2 separate regions of the Homo sapiens genome follow, and region 2 is linked to region 1. Evidence: read pairs that join two places in POLR2A ChIA-PET (ENCODE). Cell type or tissue: OCI-LY7. All regions are shown on one strand.

The links. Peaks named below come from ENCODE experiments on the same cell type or tissue, not always from the same donor. Only the 100,000 strongest peaks of a DNase experiment are listed, where the experiment ranks them.
Region 2: POLR2A ChIA-PET joins it to region 1 with 8 read pairs; 11 of 35 experiments call an interaction of 5 or more read pairs at or near these places.

What each region holds. Positions count from the first base shown.
Region 1 is chr1:28,076,821-28,081,820 of GRCh38, forward strand. The region is part of intron 1 of EYA3 (EYA transcriptional coactivator and phosphatase 3); the gene reads right to left. Among named protein-coding and RNA genes, the nearest start is that of EYA3, 9.3 kb to the right of the region's middle. In OCI-LY7, no CTCF peak of the experiment used is centred here; no DNase peak of the experiment used is centred here; H3K4me3 peaks cover 173 bases; H3K27ac peaks cover 3,857 bases.
Region 2 is chr1:27,998,402-28,003,401 of GRCh38, forward strand. EYA3 (EYA transcriptional coactivator and phosphatase 3) reads right to left here. Exons shown (of 18, transcript NM_001990.4): 12 at 1,559-1,648. Among named protein-coding and RNA genes, the nearest start is that of XKR8, 41 kb to the left of the region's middle. In OCI-LY7, no CTCF peak of the experiment used is centred here; no DNase peak of the experiment used is centred here.

The sequences.
Region 1 (5,000 bases):
ACCTCCGCCTCCAGGGTTTAAGTGATTATCCTGCCTCAGCCTCCTGAGTAGCTGGGATTACAGGCATGCGCCACCACGCCTGGCTAATTTTGTATATTTTTAATAGAGACGGGGTTCTCCATGTTGGTCAGGCTGGTCTCGAACTTCTGACCTCAGGTGATCCACCCGCCTCAGCCTCCCAAAGTGCTGGGATTACAGGTGCAAGCCACCACGCCCGGTCTGTTTTTATAATTTCTAATATTACTTAACAAAAATCATCCTTTGAAATTGTTTACAAAACAATCTTTTTTTTTTTTTTTTTTTGAGACAGTCTTATTCTGTCACCCAGGCTGGAGTACAGTGGCGCAATCTCGGCTCACTGCAACCTCCGCCTCCTGGATTCAAGCGATTCTCCTGCCTCAGCCTCCTGAGTAGCTGGGATTACAGGTGTGCATGACCATACCCAGCTAAGTTTTTTGTATTTTCAGTAGAGACGGGGTTTCACCAGGTTGGCCAGGCTGGCCTCGAACTCCTGACCTCAGGTGATCCGCCTGCCTCAGCTTCCCAAAGTGCTGGGATTATAGGCATGAGCCACCGTGCTTCCCCAACAAGTTCCTAATGAAACAGGAAGATGTGTTCCAAAGGAAAAATTTCAAAACCATAGTAAAAAGTATTAAGAAGGAGGAGGTTAACCTGAATTAGCTATGTCAAAGTGAGCTTAATAACAGTACAATGGTTCTTCTATATTTCTTCCAACACTCCTTGGATCTCTCTCCAATTTTAGTAACTTGTCAGCATAAGAATTTCTCTGTTTGTAGTGGGTGTTAACAAGTGACATGAAAAAAAAACAAGAAATCAAAAAGAATAAGAATATGATAAAAGAAATTTTTTAAAAAATCTGTTTGAAGATCCAGACTCAAAGACTCTAAAACTTTATCTTCATCCTTCTTTAATCTGTGCAGTTAAAATTTCTGAGAATCACAACATGAATATTCTATAAATGTGCTGCTTCCAGTTATACAAAGTTGTACCCTATGTCATCAATTCTCTAACATTCTACATACCTATATATCTCATCTATACATCAGTCCTATATATCAGCTTATCAGTGTTTGGATAACACTGACTATACACTATACTAACAGAACTAAGTCTTTTGAAATCTATGTCTTTAGCTGTTAGAAGAACTGTAAAATCTAGGTTCAGTTTTTTTATTAATGTTTTATTTCTCCAAATTTATTTACCCCTTCAAAACTCCATCAGACAGGATAATATAAGTGTTTGTTAAAGAAAAATAAAATAAATAAATATCTTACACCAAAGATAAAAAGGAAAGAAATCTGGTCTTGAATGAAAGTCAATTCACTAACTAGCTCCACTTAAGTTTTCCCAAATAGCAAACCATTAAAACTATTAAGATTACGGCCCAAATAACAAGTGGTTCCTAAGAGAGATTTTAAAAGTTGGGCCTGTAGCCTTGATAACCTTTAGCTTTAAATCCAACACGCTACACAAGAACTTTCCCTACAGGTCCTCAAGACAAGATATTTTCAAGCTCCTGAGCAATATAACATTAAATGTCAATCATGCCCTGTTACTCAGCAAATATACAGAACTCATCATAGTCACAAACACTCTCAGGAGCTCCAACTGTGAGTTGATACTATTAATAGCAAACATTTATGGAATGCTTCTTATGGGTCAGGTACCGTTCTAAGTACTTTTAATATATTAACTATTTCTTTTTCTTCTTCTTTTCTTTAATTGAGACAGTCTCGCTCTGTTACCCAGGCTGAAGCGCAGTGGCATGATCTCAGCTCACTGCAACCTCCACCTCCCAGGTTTAGCAATTTTTATGCCTCAGCCTCCTGAGTAGCTGGGATTATAGGCATGCACCACCATGCCCAGGTAATACATTAATTATTTTAATCTTTCAATAAGTCTATAAAATAGAAGCTATTTGTTATTATCACCATTTTACAGATGAGAAAACTAAGGCACAGAGAGTAACTTCCCCAATGCTATACACATAGTAAGTCACCAACCTGGTATTCGAGCCCAGGCAGGCTAGCTTCAAAGCCTGAGTTCTCAAACCACAGCTATGTGTCTCATAATGGAACAATGCAGACAGGACTGGTGATATTTAAAAGCTGACTGAGCTTAAAATGTATGATATGCCATACTATAGTCATCAACAGCCAGAATTCTTAAGCCAAGTAATGAGAACATACGAGAAGATGGCAAGTCTTCTTCTTTATCCTTTACCATTCTCATTTTTTTTCCCCAGGCCTCCCAAGTATGAGTATGAGTTAACACAAGTGAAGTGCTTTAAATAGTGCCTGGCACATAGTAAGTGCTCACTAAGTGTTAAGAGCAGGTAGTGGTATAAAAATAGTAGAGTATGTCTGCTGACCCTGTTTCACTCTACCAGCTAGGATAGGCAAGGAACTGTTGATATTTCTACGCCCTTTCCCCCTTTGTGATTACAGGAAACGAATTGGGACAATACATAAATGTAATCCACTGTCGCAAACCCTAATTACTCTTCAGTCATGTTATTTCACCTGACCATATACACATGAGCAAACTGCTTCATTCCTCAGTCCTCTTTTTTTGGTTTACAAAGACTGGACTTGGGCCAGAAGAGAGCAGAATAAAGCAGCTTTGTAACCTTTTGACTAGTTGCCAAGAACAGAAGCAAGGTTTGTGAAAACCAACTGAAAGGACCTAAACTTTGGACTGTTAGATGGAAACTAGCAAAGGATTCTAACGATAGAAGCTCAGCATACAACCGAGCATTTTCAACCTCACGATTCCAAAATAAGTTTTTAAAATAATGTGCCTAGAAATGGTAAAGAACAGGGATGACAGTAATGGTAATCAGGGCAACAGGACCTCCCTCTCTCAATGATTGTTCTGCAGCTATTTAGGTTAAGTTTTACAGAATCCATCCACGTACATTGCAGAGAAAAAAACTAGCAAACCTAAACATTTTCTTTTTTTTTTTTTTGGTAGAGACAGGGTCTCGCTATGTTGCCCAGGCTAGTCTTGAACTCCTGGGCTTAAGTGATCCTCCTACTTCAGCCTCCCAAAGTGCTGGGATTACAGGCATGAGCCACCACACCTGGCCCCAAACCTAAACATTTTCCATTACAAAAAGACAATATTAGGGGAAAGATCTAGCAGTCACTAAAATTTTGCAAACTGCAGGTACATTGCATTAACTACGGAAACTAAAGAAAAAATTCAATTTCACCTAAAAGCTAATCATTCTAATGTATTCCCGTAGTAACGGCACTGATATCAACTTAGTGAATGGAAACCAGCAGTTTGTTTTAAATTAAAAACAATAAAACAAATAGAGGCCAGGCACAGTGGCTCACACCTATAATTCCAGCACTTTGGGAGGCTGAGGCAGGAGGATCACTTGAGCCCAGGAGTTCAAGACCAGCCTGGGCAATACAGTGAAACCGCATCTATAAAACACAAAACAAACAAACAAAAAAAATTAGTGAGGCATGGTGGCACACACCTGTAGTCTCAGCTGCTTGGGAGGCTGAGGCAGGAGGATCACCTGAGCCCAGGAGGTCGAGGCTGCAGTGAGCCGTGATAGCGTCACTACGCTTCAGCCCAGGTGATACAGGGTGAGATCCTGTCTCAAAAAACAAACAAACAAACAAAATAGAATAGAAAATATTAATATTACAATGCATCACCAGTAGTAAAGATACTGTTTCAAGAAACTTCTGTTTCGATTTCAAATATTAATATGTACATATATGTGTCTGAGTACTGGATAGCAATGTAAAATGTATTTTATAGTGGGTCATGATCAGAAAAGTTTAAAAGCCACTTTATCAGAAAAAAAAAAAAAATGGCCAGTCAAAAAGGGAAGAAAATAACCACTTCATACTACAGAGGAAACAACATTCAGAGTTTGATGGTTCTCTTTTTTGTTTGTTTGTTTTGAGACGGAGTTTCGCTCTTGTTGCCCAGGCTGGAGTGCAATAGCGTGGTCTCGGCTCACTGCAACCTCCGCCTCCTGGGTTTAAGCGATTCTCCTGCCTCAGCCTCCCAAGTAGCTGGGATTATAGGCGCCTGCCACCATGCCTGGCTAATTTTGTATTTTTTTTTTTGGTAGAGACGGGGTTTCACCATGTTGGCTAGGCTGGTCTTGAACTCCTGCCTCTCAGGTGATCCTCCCGCCTCGGCCTCCCAAAGTGCTGGGATTACAGGCATGAGCCACTGCGCCCGGCCGATGGTTCTCTAAATTGTAGTTTTATATAAGCAAGCCTCTGAAAGAGAACAAAAAAGATAAAGGAAACCACTGAGTTACTTCCAAAAATTTTTTTTTGCACAGAATGTGAGGTACCTACAGTAAATAAATACATACTAACAAAAAATACATAGAAATGAAAGCAAAAATTTTCAGTTTATCTACCTATTAAATGCCCCACTAAATATGAGAGATGGCCTATTCTCTTTGTGAAGCTCTAGTTCTCACTCTCAAGAATATTATTCATTAGTGTTGCCTAACTACTGCTTCCTAACCTATAGCAGAAGAACACCTGGTGAAAAGCAAAAGCAGATTTCAAAAATTATTCTTTAAATTATCACAGATGTTTCCTAAATTTGACATTTTTAAATTTAAAAGAGAAAAATTCAGTGATGTAATAAAACACTGATTTTTATAAGATATTTAGGTACTATTTTTTATCCTATAATGTTCTCTAAAGTCTGAAATATTCCCCCAAAATTCATACATGTATATATTGGATTATTCTTTTGGTAAAGAGAGTGAGATTATCACATTCATTTCATCAATCTACTAGGAAAAAATTAACATCATTGTGCTAAATTAAATGTTCCTCTTATTTTGAAAAGGGGGAGGGGCACAACAGGTGAAGCTGACCTAAATCGTTTTCAGTCACTATGGAAACTAAAGAAAAAATTCAATTTCACCTAAAAGCTAATCATTCTAATGTATTCCCGTAGTAACGGTGCTGATAGCAACTACCTAC
Region 2 (5,000 bases), 78 kb before region 1:
GTTTTCAATAAATGTTTGCTGAATAAAAACTATGATGTCCTAATTTATCAACATATGAAGTTGAGGGAAGATTAAAGCATTATGGAGTTTAGACAAAAGTACTGGAGCTCGGGGCACTATTAATTTATTGAAGAATTGTCTGTTGAGTAGAACAGACGTTTATTTTAAAAGAGATGGGATTACTTTGTGTTGGCTGGGTGCAGTGCTCACGCCGGTAATCCCAGTACTTTGGGAGGCCAAGGTGGGAGGATCACTTGAGCTCAGGAGTTTGAGACCAGCCTGGGCAATACAGTGAAACCCCATCTCTATTACTAAAAAAAAAAAAAAGATTAAAAAAATGATTACTTTGTGTTTATAAAATACTATCTTTTTATTTTTTATTTTAAAGACAGAGTCTCTCTCTGCTGCCCAGGCTGGAGTGCAGTAGTGCAATCTTTGCTCACTGCAACCTTCCCCTTCTGGGTTCAAGCAATTCTCCTGCCTCAGCCTCCTGAGTAGCTGGGATTACAGGTGTGCGCCACCATGCCCGGCTAATTTTTGTATTTTTGGTAGAGACGGGGTTTCACCATGGTGCTCAGGCTGGTCTCGAACTCCTGACCTCAAGTGATCTGCCCGCCTCGGCCTCCCAAAGTTTTGGGATTACAGGCATGAGCCACCACGCCCAGCCTATAAAATCCTATATTACTTTACTTTAAAATTTTCACTATTTTTAAAACTAGGTAAAACATGTACTACACAGCTCAAAATTCAAAGGACATGAAGTGAAAAGTGTGCTCCCTCCCACCTTTGTGTCCTGGCAACTCATCCCTCTCCATAGATGGTAATCAGTGTTGGTAGTTTCCTGTGTAGGATGACTGCATAACTGAGGCCCAGAATGGGAACATAACTTTCCCTATGTGAGATTCACATTCTGGTCTTCTGACTCCCTGTCCTGTGCTCCTTCTGCTACACCATGTTCACCTTAAAGGTGAACTCAAATGTCAAAGCCAAAAAATTTCACCATGAAGCTCTTAGTGTTTCCTGGTTTTTCTGGCACCTAACTATAAAATTATTCTGAATATCAAGGTTAACCTACATATGAACAACAAATATGTATAAAATATGATGGGTTAGAGTAACCATTTATAGATTCGACAAATCAGGAGACTATCCTTTAAGAATGTAAAATGGAAGAAAAGTCAAAACATAATTGAGAGTACAAATAATCAAACTCACTTTATATATATTATTTAATATAGATTATTAAGTTAGAATATTGGTTTATATGTCAGTGTTTTGCCTGATGGGTTGGCCTTTCCCCTAGTGCTAGATCACCTCCAAATAAACTAACAAAAATCAAATTTTTGAGCCAATAAAATTGAATGTCAGAACCAAAACTGTGGTGACCCAACCACAAGTACTATTTCTCTAAGACTATGTATGTATGCCTTAGTGGCCAGCTGGCCTCTCCATATCCACCCTATCTAAACACATATCTTCTAATATAATAAGCAAAAGCTCTAAATAGTTATTGAATGAAGTGTCTCAGTGAAGCACAGAAACAATTTAAAATGCTTACCTCTAAGTCATTGAAAAATAGATGAGTATCAGCCACTTCAAAAATCATTTCTTCCATTGTTAAACCTGAGCCAATCACTACTGTTGGGTCCTAGAAGACAATAAGAAAAAATCAGCTTGACTTGGTAGTCACAGTCCTGGTTCTAATCTTCAAATTTCAAAATTATTTTAGGTCAAGGCCAAAACACACGAGCTCCCAACTGTGCTTCAAACTATCATTGATGCAATTTCATTCACAGTTATGAGAATCCAGGATTGTAAAATAGAGAAGATATGGACAGTTAAAAATTTCAGGACTTTAGTTTCTAGAAATTAGTAGTTTCATAAAGATAAATGAGGACAGAAAATATGATTTTTTTTTTCTTTTTTTTTGAGACGGAGTCTCACTCTGTCGCCCAGGCTGGAGTGCAGTGGTGCAATCTTGGCTCACTGCAAGTTCTGCCTCCCAGGTTCATGCCATTCTCCTGCCTCAGCCTCCCGAGTAGCTGGGACTACAGGCATCCGCCACCACGCCTGGCTAATTTTTTGTATTTTTAGTAGAGACAGGGTTTCACTATGTTAGCCAGGATGGTCTTGATCTCCTAACCTTGTGATCCACCCCCGTCGGCCTCCCAAAGTGCTGGGATTACAGGTGTGAGCCACCGCACCTGGCCAGAAAATATGTTTTTAAAAAGATACAATGCTGACCAGGCAAGGTAGCTAGCTCACACCTGTCATCTCAGCACTTTGGGAGGCTGAGGCGGGAAGATTGCTTAAGGCTAGGAATTCTAGACTAGCTGGGGCAACAAAGCAAGACCCCCGTCTCCACAAAAAATAAAATTTGGCCGGGTACAGTGGCTCACGCCTGTAATCCTAGCACTTTGGGAGTCCAAGGCAGGTGGACTGCTCGAGCCCAGGAGTTTGAGACTAGCCTGGGCAACATGGTGAAACCATGTCTCTACAAAAGTAAACACAGAAATAGCTGGGCATGGTGGTGCACACCTGCAGTCCCAGGTACTTGGAAGGCTGAGGTGGGAGAATCACTTGAACCCAGGAAACAGAGGTTGCAGTAAGCTGAGACTGCACCACTGCACTCCAGCCTGCGTGACAGAGTGAGACTCTGTCTCAAAGTGTGTACGTGTGTTTGTGTATTTATACACATATCTATATCACTGTATATATTTATATAAGATATATACATTATATATACACAGTAATATATAATTTATATAAACTATATCACTATGTAAATATATTCACATATTATATGAATATACTTATTACATTATTTTAATATATATTTTATATAATAATATATATGATACAAGATATATACATTGTATTTTCACGTTCAGGTCTTCTGACTCCCAGTCCTGTGCTCTTCCCATTATATCTTCTTCAGCTCAAAGGTGAACTTAAATGTCAAAGCCAAAAATTTCACCATGAAGCTTAGTGTTTGTTTATAATGTAAAAAACTGTTTTTCATGAAATAATATTATGTGTATATGTAAATATATAAAATTTTTTTTTGCCAGGCGCAGTGGCTCACGCCTGTAATCGCAGCACTTTGGGAGGCCAAGGCAGGTGGATCATGAGGTCAGGGGATCAAGACCATCCTGGCTAACGTGGTGAATCCCCATCTCTACTAAAAATTAGCTGGGCATGGTGACGGGCACCTGTAGTCCCAGCCACTCAGGGGACTGAGGCAGGAGAATAGCGTGAACCTGGGAGGTGGAGCTTGCAGTGAGCAGAGATCGCACCATGGCACCCCAGCCTGGGTGACAGAGCGAGACTCTGTCTCAAAAAAAAAAAAAAAAAAGTCTCGCTCTGTCACCCAGGCTGGAGTGCTGCGGCGCGATCTCGGCTCACTGCAACCTCCACCTCCCAGGTTCAAGTGATCCTCCTGCCTCAGCCTCCCTAGTAGCTGGGATTACAGGCATGTGCCACCATGCCCGGCTAATTTTTGAATTTTTATTTTATTTTATTTATTTTTTTGAGACGGAATTTCGCTCTTGTTGCCCAGGCTGGAGTGCAATGGTGCGATCTCAGCTCACCGCAACCTCCGCCTCCCAGGTTCAAGCGATTCTCCTGCCTCATCCTCTCTAGTAGCTGGAATTATAGGCATGTGCCACCACGCCCAGCTAATTTTGTATTTTTAGTAGAGACGGGGTTTCTCCATGTTGGTCAGGCTGGTCTCGAACTCCTGACCTCAGCTGATCTGCCCTCCTCGGCCTCCCAAAGTGCTGGGATTACAGGTGTGAGCCACCGCACCCGGCAATTTTTGTATTTTTAGTAGAGATGGGGTTTCACCCTGTTGGCCAGGCTGGTCTCGAATTCCTGGCCTCAGGTGATCCACCCGCCTTGGCCTCCCAAAGTGCTGGGATTACAGGCGTGAGCCACCATGCCTGGCCAATATATAAAATTTTTATACACATTTTGGGATTACAGATGAGAGCCACCACGCCTGGTCTTATTTTATAAATATATATATAATTTTTTTAATTTTATATATTTTTATAATCAGTTTAGTTATATAGCTTATGTCAGCATGCCAGACTAGACACTAAAAGCCTGTAGAAAATACTAACAGAGGCTGGGTATAGAAGCTCATGCCTATAATCACAGCACTTTGGGAGACTGAGGCAGGAGAATCACTTGAGCCTCAGATTTCAAGATGAGACTGGGCAACATGGCGAGATCCCATCTCTACAAAAATAAAACAAAATTAGCCGGGTATGGTGGCATGTGCCTGTAGTCCCAGATACCTGGAGGACTGAGGCAGGAGGATTGCTTTAGCTCAAGAGATCGAAGCTGCAGTGAGCTGTGTTTGCGCCACTGTACTCCAGCCTGCATGACAGAGCGAGATATTATCTCAGGAGAAAAAAAAAACACAAACCTCCTGGCCAAGCACAGTGGCTCACACCTGTAATCCCAGCACTTTGGAAGACCGAGGCAGGCGGATCACTTGAGGCTGGAGTTCGAGTCCAGCCTTGCCAACATGGTAAAACCCTGTCTCTACTAAAAGTACAAAAATTAGGGCTGGGCGCAGTGGCTCACGCTTGTAATCCCAGCATTTTGGGAGGCCGAGGTGGGCGGATCACGAGGTCAGGAGATCAAGACCATCCTGGCTAACACGGTGAAACCCTGTCTCTACTAAAAATACAAAAAAAAAAAAAAAAAAAATTAGCTGGGCGTGGTGGCAGGCGCCTGTAGTCCTAGCTACTGGGGAGGCTGAGGCAGGAGAATGGCGTGGACCCAGGAGGCACAGCTTGCAGTGAGCTGAGATCACGCCATTGCACTCCAGCCCAGGTGACACAGCGAGACTCCGTCTCAAACAACAACAACAACAACAACAACAACAACAACAACAACAACAACAAAATTAGCCAGGCATGGTAACGGGCACCTGTAATCCTAGCTACTTGGGATGCTGAGGGAGGAGAATCATTTGAACCCGAGAGGCA